Regions from separate parts of the Homo sapiens genome. Here region 2 is linked to region 1. A link is a loop called in an ENCODE intact Hi-C map of the cell type or tissue named here. Cell type or tissue: adrenal gland. All regions are shown on one strand. Each heading gives the region's core, and the rest is flanking DNA. Links, peaks and the distances in the headings are about the cores only.

Region 1 (6,773 bases), core at 1,695-5,694:
TTTCTAAATTATAGAATACATTGCTTGGGCCCCAGTGAAAATAAATGTATTTCATTAATGCTATTCCTCTTCTACTCTAATTTTTTTCAACTCTGAAGATTGAGAGATGTTCCACATGTAATAATTATTACTGTATCTTATTTCCCAGGCATAATGAAGAGGTCAGAAGCCATACCCTCTAAAATCTTACTATGCATCAAGAGTGTAGTCTCTTAAATAACTTTTCTGTCTCCTCCATTTTTGTTTGTTTGTAATTTATGAAGTGTAAAAATTGTTGTGTTGTGTTTCTTTGATGTTTAGACATAGAAAACATGAGAGTCATTAGTTCCCATTAAATAGAATTTACCTATTGGCCTACTAGCATCATTACCAGAAATACGTCATAGGCTTTTCTTTCACAGGAAATATACTGATATTTCTTTTATAATCATATGGTAGATTGATTTATTAGTCTCAATTCCTCACCTTTCCCTGCACATACACTCTTGCCATTGCCTGATCATAGATGGAGTATACTTCTCTGCCCCTTGATTTGGGGCTTAAACATGTGACTTGCTTTGACCAATAACATGTGACTAGAAGTCACAACGTGCTGGCTATAAGCCTAGGCTTTAATTGTCGTTTGTGTTTCTTCTTACCTTCTTGTTACCTCTGCTATTACCATAGAAAAACTCACTTTGGCTAAACTGCAATCCATGGAGGATGAAAAGTACTTGGAACAGAGCTATTCCTGTTGATCCAAAGATCTCAGTAAACATCAGAGCTGCCCAACTAAGCACAGCCTAGATGACCTTACCCTCATCCATCTTGTATACATGGGAGAGAAATCAATTCTTCTTGTCTTAAGCCACTGAATTTTGAAATGATTTTCTATGGAACCATAACTAGTCGATACAATATTATCACTTATTGAAACCAAGCTGACTTAGTCTGGGTTCTCCCAAGAGCGGAGCTTCAGTCAAAGAGTTTTTGCCTTTTGTCACGTTAGCCACTCATTTCAAAACGTGATCTCAGAAAACAGTAATCACAGTGTGAGTTAAAAATGGAGCAAGGAAAAGCCAATAAAAGGATGTATTGAGTTTTTCAACACCATATAGGAATACGTGTTCAATAGTATAGAGACATCTTTAAAGTGTATCAAATGCCTCTCAGGGCTTTCCACCTGAATTAAGCATGGAAGAAGCATCTATCTATTGGCTCCGATACCTTAGTAACAAGGTGACCATATACCCCATTATGTAAAACAGGACAATAACCAGAGTGAAAGGAGAAAGTATTAATAATAGTAACTGAAAAAACTGGTATAGCTGAAATCAATCCTGAGCCAGTGAGACTGTGTGGCCACCCCACATATTGGTCAAAGTTTGTCCTGTGGGATATTAACTCTTCTACACATCTAGAGTACATACCTATATGAGTAAGAGTCAGCTTTGTGTGAGTACTCAGTATCAGAGAAACTGCTGGATGGGAAATGAGAATTGTGAGAAATGGATCACTGTCAGGTAATATTTATGTTAGGCTGAATGAAGCATTAGCTTGAATGTTTGGTCAGGATGAGAATATTTGAAATGATGCAGAAAAACAAGGCATAGAATATAGTTCCTCCTTTGAACCACTCAGATCTACTCATGACCTTCTTTAAGTCCAATCAGTAACAAAGTCAGATTCTGAATTGTGTCAGCCAAATTCCCTGCAATGACTTAAGGGTAACAGACTTAGAGAAAAAAATTCACAAGCTTACTGAACTTGTCTTAAGCCGTAATTCATATCCATCATTTCATTTCTTTACTTCCAAATCTAGACTTTCTTCATGCTTCACTACTAATTTTACTTTTCCAGGTTGCTTATCTATTTGAGTAATCCAGACATTTTTCCTTGAAGAGATGATAATATTGCATACTTTGCCCTAGTGAAACTATATTGCTGTATTTGCCCTTTCACAATTATTACTGTACAGTAAATCTTAGGAGATACTCCACTGAATTGCCAGCACTGCAAACATACTTCTTCCAGATGCCACTGTGTAGCAGCAAATAGGCTTCTTATGGCATTATGGGTTAATTATATCTACTCATATATTAACTTTTTTCTTTTTCTTTGGGTCTATTGGAATAAGATAGTTAAAGAGAAGAGGTAGGACTCATGGGGATGGGAGGCCAAAATTCTGCAAATGGAAAGACTAATGTTACCATTACCTGTCATTTCCTGGATCCATGTCTTCCACCCACTATGCACAGAACCATATATATTAAATGCAGGCTTAGAGCATATTTCATATTCTAGAGGACTGAGCATTAACTCTGCAGGGTATGTTCCTGGAACTCTCAACTTAGTTGAATCTTGAACAGTTTATTCCATCATTATTTTTGACTGGCTGCCTCTGAGTGACAGGGTACATGATAAAACCGTTGAAAATTCCATTGTCATTCATCCATCGTCATTCATCCTTTGCTACAAAATGGGTCCCTTGATCTTAGTTTTTTATATATATGTATATATATGATATATATGACATATATATCATACACACATATATGACATATATATCGTATACACACATATATGACACATATGACATATATACATATATGACACATATGACATATATACACATATATGACATATACATATACGACACATATACATATATGACATATATACATATATGACACATATACATATGACATATATACATATACGACACATATACATATATATGACATATATACATATACGACACATATACACATATGACATATATACATATATGACATATGTACACATATATGACACTTATACATATATATGACACATATACACACATATATGACACATATACACATATATGACACATATACACATATATGACACACACATACACATATATGACATATATACGTATACATGACATATATACGTACACATGACATATATACGTATACATGACATATATACGTATACATGACATATATACATATACATGACATATATACATATATGACATATATACATATATACACACACACACACACCACACACACACATATATCTCACCATAATGATAGATTAGGCATTCTGTTCTCAGATGGTGTTGCTGGCAGAGAAAAAAAATAATCTATACCCTGAGTAGTTTTCAGTACTGATAAGAATAAATCACTGTTCCCTTTAGAGTGGATAATGTCTATTATAATCATCAAGAGTGTGGCTGGACTCCTTGAGGAATGATGTCATATTAAGTAGTCATGATTGGTCTCTGTTGCCAGTGGACTAGGCAATCAGCAGTGGCAGTACGTCATCTTCTCTGCTTTGAGGGAGCCCATGCTGTTGAATCCATGCTTCACTACTATTCCTGAGGCCATGGACACTCAATTCATGGGCTCATTGCACTAGCACTCCTGTGGCCAAAGAAAGAAAACTGACATTCACCAAACAGGTTGTTCTCTACTGGTCAACAGCTAGGTGGTTGACCGCCTCTTTGCAGTGGGTGCCCTCTGGTGGACACTAACATGAGACACAAAGAAATGAGCAAATCATCATCAAGATTTGTTCCTTGTTTTTAACTTCCATTCTTGTCCTTACCAGACTCTTTACTAACCAGACAAACCATTCACCACTGGTCAAGAGTTGATGTGTATTTGTAACTCTGGTCACTTTACCATGCCTAAAAAGAGAACAACGAATGCACAGCTCACAGCTCCACCTTCCAGAAAGATTTCTATTTGCCACTTTGTTTAGAACCACCTCTGAGATGAAAAACAATGAGACATCAGCCCACTTTTGGCTCACAGAAACATTTCACACCAAGTGAATTGTTACATAGGCTTGAGGTATTTTCTTCCCTCTTCAGTTGGTCAGTATTTATAGGTACAATAGATATTGGCTCAAAAATCCAAAAGCCCACCAAGTAATAGGACTTGCCCTTAATAATAAGAATTATAAGATGAAATAAGGTGTTTTTCTTAATCTTAGAAGGGATGTCTTAGGATGCCATAGATATTTGGAAATCCAAAGGTATTTTTAATATAACAGTTCCAGGGCTTTTGTGGATTTATGTCCCACCATATGGCATGTTTATCTTAATAGGACATCTAAATTACTTGTCTTTCTTGCTGACCAGGTCAATTAGGATAATCTTCAGTATAGTGCAACAGAGTAATATTCTGAATAATTCAAAGATAATCAAGGTGCCCTGGACTATAATATGAAAACAAGGTAGGAGAATGTAAACAGCCCTGTAACAAGACGCTGAAAATGTACTACTGTCATTCACATGAAGAGACAATCTGCTTTTGTTCTCTTCTTCTGATGTGAGTTGCAAAAAACACAATCATTAGACCAATAGTTACATTCTAAGTTTCAAAGGCTGTGTTGACATGTTCTAGCAAAGAGAACACAGGTAGCATAGCAGATACATTTGGGGCTACACCCTTAATGGTATATGTAGTTCACCAACTGCCCAACCCACTTGGTGTTGTTATTGTTTTTGTTGTTGCAGCTCAATCAAACAGAGATACAATGGAGTACTAACATTACAATTTTTAAATCTTTTCTGGTGGTGCTAATTTGCACATTTCCTCAGGGGATGTGTTATTTCTTCAGATTTCATATTTTTGCCTGGGGGTAGGGAAAGGAAAGGATATTTAGGAATCTTTCAGTTGGCTTTTCTATCATAGCAACTCTTACTCTGTATGGTAGGAAGCCAATTTGAAGGTTTTGCTGGCTGACAATTAGGCATATCTATCCAATTTTATATTAAGGAATTGGGGAAATAACCAAATAATTGGTCCATATATACAGTGCACACACAGACTTGGGTCAGCCTTTTTTTTTTTTCAATCTGGATTCCAAAGTCCACATTAACTAGTGGACTATCATAGCTTGACAGGCGTCAGTTCAGACTTATATCCGACAATTCTCAAAAATTCTCCAAATTCTGGATATTCCTCCTTCCAGAGTACAAGTATGGTGGTAAATGGCCACAGTTCTCTCTAAGGAAGAATCAGAGGCATTTTTACTATGTACAATTGTAGTGTCATTACAGGCTCTTCCTGGTCCACCTCGAATCAGGTAGCCAAGTAGCCCTGGGTTAGAAGTGACATATGGAAATTTACAACTCAAAAACACCGTGGATTTTTCATTGTGATCTTTGATATCAGCCTTCTGCTCCTTAGCTCTCTTTTAAACTTTTGTTTTTAATATCACAAGTCCAGTAACCCCTTAGTAGACTGGCAATGTTTTACATCCAAAGGAATATCATAATCTATTAGTCGCCACTGATTCCTACAGTAAAGGCATTTTGCTGTCACTCAGGCCTTACTGCCAATTATGCTTATGGTCTTTGGGTCTTAGCCTTGGTTTTCTTCAAAGCAGAACCAGAGATAGTGGCTTCCATGTGGGTGGTTAAATCCAGAATATGAACTCAAGAAGCGTGAGGGATGGCGGAGACAAGAAAGAAGAGTCAATACAAGGATGTGTCATTGTCTATTCTATTGCTATGATGACTTGTTGCTCTGTCCCATTGCACCACTTGAAACTTAAGTAAGTCTCAGAAGCATCTTTCCCCCAGCTTCTGACTCCCTTTTTGTTAGATTTGTCCCAGAAGGTCATTAACTCCTTCACACTTCTTTTTTTTAAAAAAAAATTTTTAAATTATTTTTTAAAATTATACTTTCAGTTTTAGGGTACATGTGCATAACATGCAGGTTTGTTTCCTATGTATACATGTGCCATCTGCTGTGTGTATATGTGTATGTTAAACAGGTAGTCATGGGTATTTCACAGCTGTGAGGACACAGAAGCCCTGAGGCAGAAAACAAAGGGCACAATGCAGGACTGGAGGCAAATGCTGTCAGATGGCAGTTGTGTGAATCTGGTCAAAGACTGCACAGAATCAGCTGACACAAGACAGGAGGCTGAAAGGGTTGGAAGAGGTTCTCAAGAACTATTAACAAATGTTATGAGAAACAAAGAAATGGAAATAAAATTGTTGCATTTTTTATTATTTAGTTTTACTCTTAAAATAGGTGATTTTGGCACTTTTGAATGTGGAAGAAAAGCAAAGATTTGCTTTGTGTTTTACCAATGATTGCATTCTGCCCCTCCTCATGCTGAGCTATCCTTCCCAGATGCAAGTACTTTTAACTTTATGGGGTTTCAGTTATTTCAAATTTTATATTCAAAATGCTATGTTTAGTTTACAAATACTTATTTGTAGTTCTATTTGCTTAAGTAACTTTAGACAGCATCTTCCGGCTTCTACTAACACAAGGATTTATCAGATAACTTTTCTCCCTATATCTTGAGCTTTATTATTTTTATCCTGTTGGTTACCTTTAAATCTGCAAATACTACACCTAAACATCTCACTATTTCATCACATTTAGAAACTATTTCTACACACTCCACTATGTAAAAAAACAAAAAAAAATAGTATTCCTACTCTTCCTTCAACTTTGTCCACCAGCCTCTAGTTTCCTTTACATTTGTCAGTTGTGATAACATTGTTTTTGGTCCAGTAAACATAATTAAGACTTCTGTGGGTTTTCTACCAATTGATTTGAAATACTGAAAACCATTAGCAACATTTAAACTATTTTGGATTCACTTTTCTTTCCTGTGGTTTCAGTGTCCACTACTTCTAAGACATTTAATAAAAACTATTTCTTGAGTCACGTCCAGATAAATTGTTTATTTTCTGAACTCATCAGTTGCTTAGGATCATAGTACATTTTATTTTACTTTTTATTTGAAACTTGGATGCCTTGTATTTTTGT
Region 2 (6,773 bases), core at 947-4,946, 170 kb before region 1:
GGTAAAAGCCTGGAGTAGCAGGCTGGAGCATGAGAGGCCATGTGCAGAAGAAATAAATCACTGCAGTTGCCCCAGCCTGGGCCAACAATACGTAATGAATTAGCCCAGCAAGATTAACGTAACTGCATATGTGACCACCAATGTAAAACTGAACCCCAAGAAGACCAGAGGAACCACCGAGTAAACCAAAAATTCGTGACCAAAAATAAATGTTTACTGCTGGACATCATGGGTTTTTTTCATGCTTTGTTTCAGCACATTACTGTGGCATTAGATACAAAAAACTCTAACAGATAACTAATTTTGATGAACCTTAATTTTCCTTCATTGGAAATTTCATCCATCTTGAATCCTGCTTTCTTGAGCCTCCAATAAATAACTTTTTCATTTTAGTCTCTCAGAGTCTCCTCAGACTATTTATTACATTTTTTATGCTGTACATATTTATGTGATCCCTCTCCTACTGCTTTCGTAGACTCATGGCAGGCAAGGATGTGTTTGTTTTATCAGCACTGTAACTTCCACACATGATAGAGTCTGACACATGATAATAGCTCAATAAAAATAAGTGAAATTGATGGATATAAATAAAAATACCTTTATAGTGTATTGTTCCTGAAAAAACAGGATTAAATTTTATTCTCATTCCTTCGTTGAAACGAAGTAAACTTCTTTCATTAATCCAATGAAATACTACACAACATTTAAAATAAGTAAACACGTAGAAATATGGCTGAATTTCAAAAACTGAATGTAGAGTGAAAAAGGTGCCAAAGAAATTGTACTCTGATGACATTTATATAAATATTATAAACAAAGACAATAAAAATTTCAAGCCATACTTCAAAAAATTATCACCAACTTCAGGAAAGCGGTTACTTCTGGGAAGGGAGGGAAAGAAAGCACGAGATGAAAATTGGCAGTATTGGTATATTTTATGTCTTTAAAAAAGATCTGAAGCAAAAATGCAAAAACATTAACACACATTTAAATAAAAATCTGTTTATAATATTTTTATAGACATTTCTGTATGTTTGAAATTTTTTATAACTTAAAAATTTTAAAGAAAAATGTCGGTTACTAGAACAATCCCATTTATATAAATTTATGTGTGTGCGCAGAGACATGTAAGCACATGCAAAATGTATACATACATACATTATTTTTATATAATAGACTTATGGTTGTTTTGGATAAAGAGAGACAAAGACTGAGATTATTCCTTAGATCAGCAGTCCCCAACCACTGGGCTGCAGTGCTGGGCCATAGACAGTTAGAAATCTGACTGCACAGCAGGAGGTGAGGTGAGTGGCAGGTGAGAGAGTGTTACCGCCTGAATTCTGCCTCCTGTCAGATCAACAGCGGTGTTAGATCCTTATAGGAGTGTGAACCCTATTGTGAACTGCGCATACGAGGGATCTAGGTTGTGCACTCCTTATGAGAATCTAATACCTGCTGAAACCACTGCCCTCCAACCCCTCATCCTGGGGAAAAATTGTCCTGCCTTAGATGACCAGGTAGAAGTTTAGTAATTTTGAGAAGTCAAATCAGTTGAAAACGATGTCATCAATACGCATGACTGCTTAACCAATTTATATGTAATTAGCAGACAAAATTACCTGCAAGGACTTTTCCTCCCTGTATGCAGCTATTACATAACCATTTATCAACATATAATAATTATAGAGTATATAAACACCAATAACTATTTATTCCATGGAAAAGGGTGAAAGACTGTTTCACTATCTATTGAGATCTCAAATTTTCGCAGAACAAGACTAGTGAGATAAAAGAATGAATAATAAAAATGTATGCGTTTCTTCTTTTGCTTTCAAAAACACAAGGGTAAAGGACATGGTGTCACAATGCTGGGCTTGGTAAGGAGAGGTGGTACAAGGACTGAAGCTAATGAAATATACAAGTCCTCTGATGAAAACTAAGACAGGAGTCTGGAATAATAATTAGGTATTCTGAAGGGGCTTTGCCTGCTGGCAAAATAAAAGAGGATGATTGAAGTAAATTAACTAGATTAGAACACGCACATAGGACTCTACCTGTCTCTAAATACAATCTTAGCAGTTCAGAGGAAGAAAATGCAGAAATTAAGCATTCTGACTTCCCGACATTGTTCATGCTATACCTTCTTTCAATAGGGAGTCTTCGTTAAGGAAATGCCCTGAGAACATTACTTATGCCCTGGGTTGAGTCAAATCCAACCGGATTTACAGTGGCCCAGCCTGAAGGTTCTCGGAGATGCATCTTCTCACTATTTGTCTGTTTCTCTAGGTCATATTGGCAGGAAGGACCCTCTATTTGCTTCGAGAATAAGCCTGTCTTTCCCCTTGAGTGTGGTATCCACAAAAGCTTATTTCTCTGCAGTAAAATAAGCATCTTAGTCAGGAGACCTGAATTTTAAAAAACAGATCATGAATATGCAAACTTTGAAAATTCTGAAATCTTAATTGTTCTCCGTATTTTATTATTTTTGTTAAAATATCCTCTAAAATGACTAGTAGGGAAAATGTTTTAAAGTGTTTGTTGTATTATTTCCGTAAAGTGAAATAGTTATCCACAATTAACAAATATTCATCCATCTGTGTTTATGATTTGTATAAGAAAAAATTTTAGAAGAATCTACTAATGTTAACAGTGGTTGTCTCTGGCTCAGGTGATATTATTAATAGCTTTTCCTTATTTTCTAAATGTTATATATTGTCAGGAATCACAATTGTAGTAAAAACTGGTAACTACTAAGCAGAAAAAAGTCACACAAAAATAAGAATTAAAAAATGTGCTTCTATTCTTGTCCTCAGAGAACAGCACAATGAAAAGGCTGTTCTTCCCACAGTTGGATGTAGGAAGAGATAATTTCAACAGAGAAAGTGATTGTTGGCAGATTTTAAAAGGGAAAGGCAAGCTAGGCAATGTTTAAGAAGTGGGCCTAGGTTGTGAGATAAAAATAAAAGGCCAAAACCTTCAGGACTTTGTAGCAAAACAGAAATCCAATGGTATGTGATAGATGGGATTGGAAAAAGAAAGAGGCTGCCTTTGTTGTGTGTTTTAACGTTTCATTGGAATTATTTTGGGGAAATAACTCTAGAGGTAAGCAACTGAAACACATCTAGTTAGTCAGAGTGCCAGATTACCTTGACATCTCAAGTACAGCCAAAGTCCATCCTGGCTCAGGGACTAGGCAATGAGTCAGACCTGAATCAGAACTAAGTATCAAGCAGTTTATAACATAAATTATATTAAAGGGTCAGGAAAATGTTGTTTGAGGTATGTGAGGATGATTTAGTTGACTTTTATAGGAGAAAAATACTAGCTCATACTTTTTTCCACCTACAGAGGGCCTTTCTAGACTGAAGATGCCGGCAATACAGTAACATCTTTGAGCTTCATGGTGACTTAATGTCAGGCAACATTAATGGCCCACTGAATGGACCACTGATGTCGGTGGTCATTAATTGGAAAGTGAAAGCAGGTGTCATAGTTGGATTTTTCACTAGATTAAAATTTTGGTTTGGATTTCATCATGGCTTAGATTTCACCAGATGAATGAAATAAGGGGGAAAGTGAAAGTGAATCATTGATGTGCAAGTGATGAGCAAGTGAGTTAAAAGTTAATGAGAAGAAGTGTTTTTTGCCTTTGTCTCAGTATAGAGGGAATGACAAGACGAAGCAGGAGAAGGACAGGAGTAGTTGTTAGGATTCGTGAATTATAGGATCTAGCAGAGTCAAAGTATTGCTGGAGTCCATGGACTGGAGAGAGTGAGTCAGACAGTCAAATTTGGGAAGGTTGAAAATCAGATTATGGGTGGAACTGGCAACTTTAGACATTGACAAAGTCTTAAAAGAGTCATCTTAGCAGCGTGGCTATTGGCTAAGATGGGTCGATAAACAAGGGCAACAGAACGAAAGAAGTCAAGAAACTGGCAAATCAGGATATTGAGTACTGAATACCAAATTCACCAAAGGCTGAAATGGCCAAGATATTCGACAGGAGTATTATGCAGAGAATGACAGTGAGCTAATAGGTAAAATCTTCAAGAAATGTTGGAGTTTAGGGGATGAGAATATGATTGCAACAAAGAGAAGTTATGAGTAGTGCGGGCTAATGGCATGATTTTAATGGCAAAGGAATTAGATATGAGGGAGGAGGGATCATCTGGAAATGGCACGGAGGAGATGGGACGACTCTATCCCTACTGACAGACCTGTGGTAAGAGGGGTATTGGAGAAAAGAATCAGCAGTTCAGCCAGAGAGGAGAAGCATCTTCAGATGGAAGCCAAATGTCAGTTGAAGCAACACAGTCAGGGGGACTTTCAGGGAAAACTTTAAGTGTGCAAAGATTTTGCTAATTATTGATTTTGGTTTTAGGAGGCCCAAGGAAGAATTTCACAAGCTGCGGAGGATTGGGAAGTGGGTTCAGATACGGGAACATTCAGAGCTCTATGTAGATGAAGGTTTGGGCAATGAGGGGTGACCTAAGAATTCCAGGCTTGCTGCCTTATGTACACAGGAGTCAAGACCTCGTAAAAGCAGAGATGGTGATGTCAAGGCAAATATGGGAGTGAGGATGTGTGTTTTGAGTGTGTGTTTGTGGGAATCTTGCCAAGACACCTTCTTCACTCCAGCTGTGAAAACGTGGAGCTCAGGGGAGGACAATTTTATCCAGTGCATCACAGACTCTGACATTTTCCCCTGTTAACTATGGAAAGAAGGTGGAGGATAGAGTGAGCTAACTGGAACCACAGGTAGAAGTGAGATGCTTCTTTAGGACATCTGCCACCTGGGACATGCTTTGAAATGCCAGTGTTGTGTTTGAAGCCTGATTTCTGTTGTCCATTAGACCGAGGTTTAAAGTCCTGGCTCTGCCATTCACTTGCTGTGAAAATTTAAGCAAGCTCAGGAAATGTTTTCCCATATTTTGGCTTACTGGACACATATAAGCTTTTATTAATTTTAATATTTATAGCAATAATAATATTCAGGGCCCATAGTCAGCTAGACTTGCCAAAGAGGAATATCATAAATTTTAAAGTTTGAATCAGCTACATTTTACACCTTTTTAAATAAAAACAATAGGATTGCTTTCTAAATGAGTACTGAGAAAAGTACAAAAACAAAAAACAAAAAACAACAAAAAAACAAAACAGAAACAACACAAAAACAGAGCCTTTCAGAAGGCTGAGAGGCAGCTGGCAGAGGGTGCAGCCTCCAGCACAGTTGTTTATATTTGATTACTTTTGCTTAAAAATGGATGAAATAATTAAAATAAAATCCTTTGTGCTCAAGGGACATACCCTACTAAGAACTCTAGTAGCTTGTTTGGATGGGATTTCTGGAAGAATTACAGGAGGGTTATATAATCTCCATTCATAAAAATAGAATTGATTTATGCAAAACAACTCATTAATATGTATGTGAAAGTAGATCTCTCAACCGCACAATTCTCAAAAAGGAGGAAAAACACCTGCAATTGACTTGTTAAATCACGTCTATAGATGGAGACTCTTCCTTATTTGCATTTTCTGTCATGAGTAGAAACACTGCCTAGGAGGATAGTATTTCTGGCAAGGAAATACAGTTTGAAAACCTATTACTTTGGTTAATGCTCAAGCACATTTTTTTCCTGGTGCTTTATTCCAATGGCATTCATATAATTCCTTTTTTAAAAAGTGAGTCTGCATTTATACTTTGGCAGATGTATAAATACAGAAAATAGACCTTATTTTACTTACTGCTTGCACTTATGTTTGACACATATGGTAGGTGCTTAATAAATATGCATTGTTTGGATGCATAAATGGATAGTTGAATGACCATCTTAGTGGTGGGAAATACCAATTACCATTTGTTTTTCCCTAAGATTTCTTTACATCATAATAGAGCTATTCCTTCTATCACCTTGTGTTGACCCCTATGGTAATGCTATTTGATTGTCTTTAGACATTAACCTAAGGTTCATTTTGAGACTGTTTGCTACCCACCGTCTGATATCTGTCCAGGGCAGCACCATCAGTGTTACCTGTGATCTTGTTAAACATGTAGAATCTTGGGCCTCACTTTAGACCTACTGAATCAGAATTTGCATTTAATAAGATCTCCAAGTGATTCCTGTGCACATTAAATTTGACAAGCATTAGTTGAATGATTAAGGAAGCGGTTAAGATGTCAGAATGTCTGGCATCAAATCCTAGCTTCACTATTTATTTATTCTTTTTTTTTTGAGATGGAGTTTCTCTCTTGTTGTCCAGGCTGGAGTGCAATGGAGTTTCACTCATGTCGCCCAGGCTGGAGTGCAATGGCACGATCTCAGCTCACTGCAACCTCCGCCTCTCGGGTTCAAGCGATCCTCCTGCATCAGCCTCCCAAGTAGCTGGGATTACAGGCGCCCACCACCACACCTGGCTAATTTTTGTATTTTTAGTGGAGACAGAGTTTCACCATGTTGGCCAACCTAGTCTCAAACTCCTGAACTCACGCAATCCACCCACCTTGGCCTCCTAAAGTGCTGAGATTACAGGCCCAACTTCACTATTTCTTGATGTCCTTGGGCACATTACTTCACTTCTCTGAACTTAATTTTCCTTATATATAAAATTGAAATTATAATAGTAGCTTCTATTTTACATGGTAGTTTTGAGGATTAAACTAGATTATCCTGTTTAATTAGAAATAACTGTAGGAAGGTTGGTACTTACTTTGAGGAAGATACAACTAAAGCATACATCACAGAGAATGTGATCAACATCACAGAACTTGAAAT

Evidence for each region. A loop is a pair of places that touch in the nucleus more often than their neighbours do. Peaks named below come from ENCODE experiments on the same cell type or tissue, not always from the same donor. Only the 100,000 strongest peaks of a DNase experiment are listed, where the experiment ranks them.
Region 2: a loop joins it to region 1, with 3 times the contacts of the local background. A loop is called at or near these places in 7 of 110 quality-filtered maps.

What each region holds. Positions count from the first base shown.
Region 1 is chr3:1,078,925-1,085,697 of GRCh38, reverse strand. No RefSeq gene overlaps it. Among named protein-coding and RNA genes, the nearest start is that of CNTN6, 11 kb to the left of the region's middle. In adrenal gland, for the core only: a CTCF peak has its summit at 3,465 (motif pointing left); a DNase peak (open chromatin) is centred at 3,367.
Region 2 is chr3:1,248,317-1,255,089 of GRCh38, reverse strand. All of the region lies in intron 4 of CNTN6 (contactin 6), which reads right to left. Among named protein-coding and RNA genes, the nearest start is that of CNTN6, 160 kb to the right of the region's middle. In adrenal gland, for the core only: a CTCF peak has its summit at 3,379; no DNase peak of the experiment used is centred there; H3K4me3 peaks cover 456 bases; H3K27ac peaks cover 1,256 bases.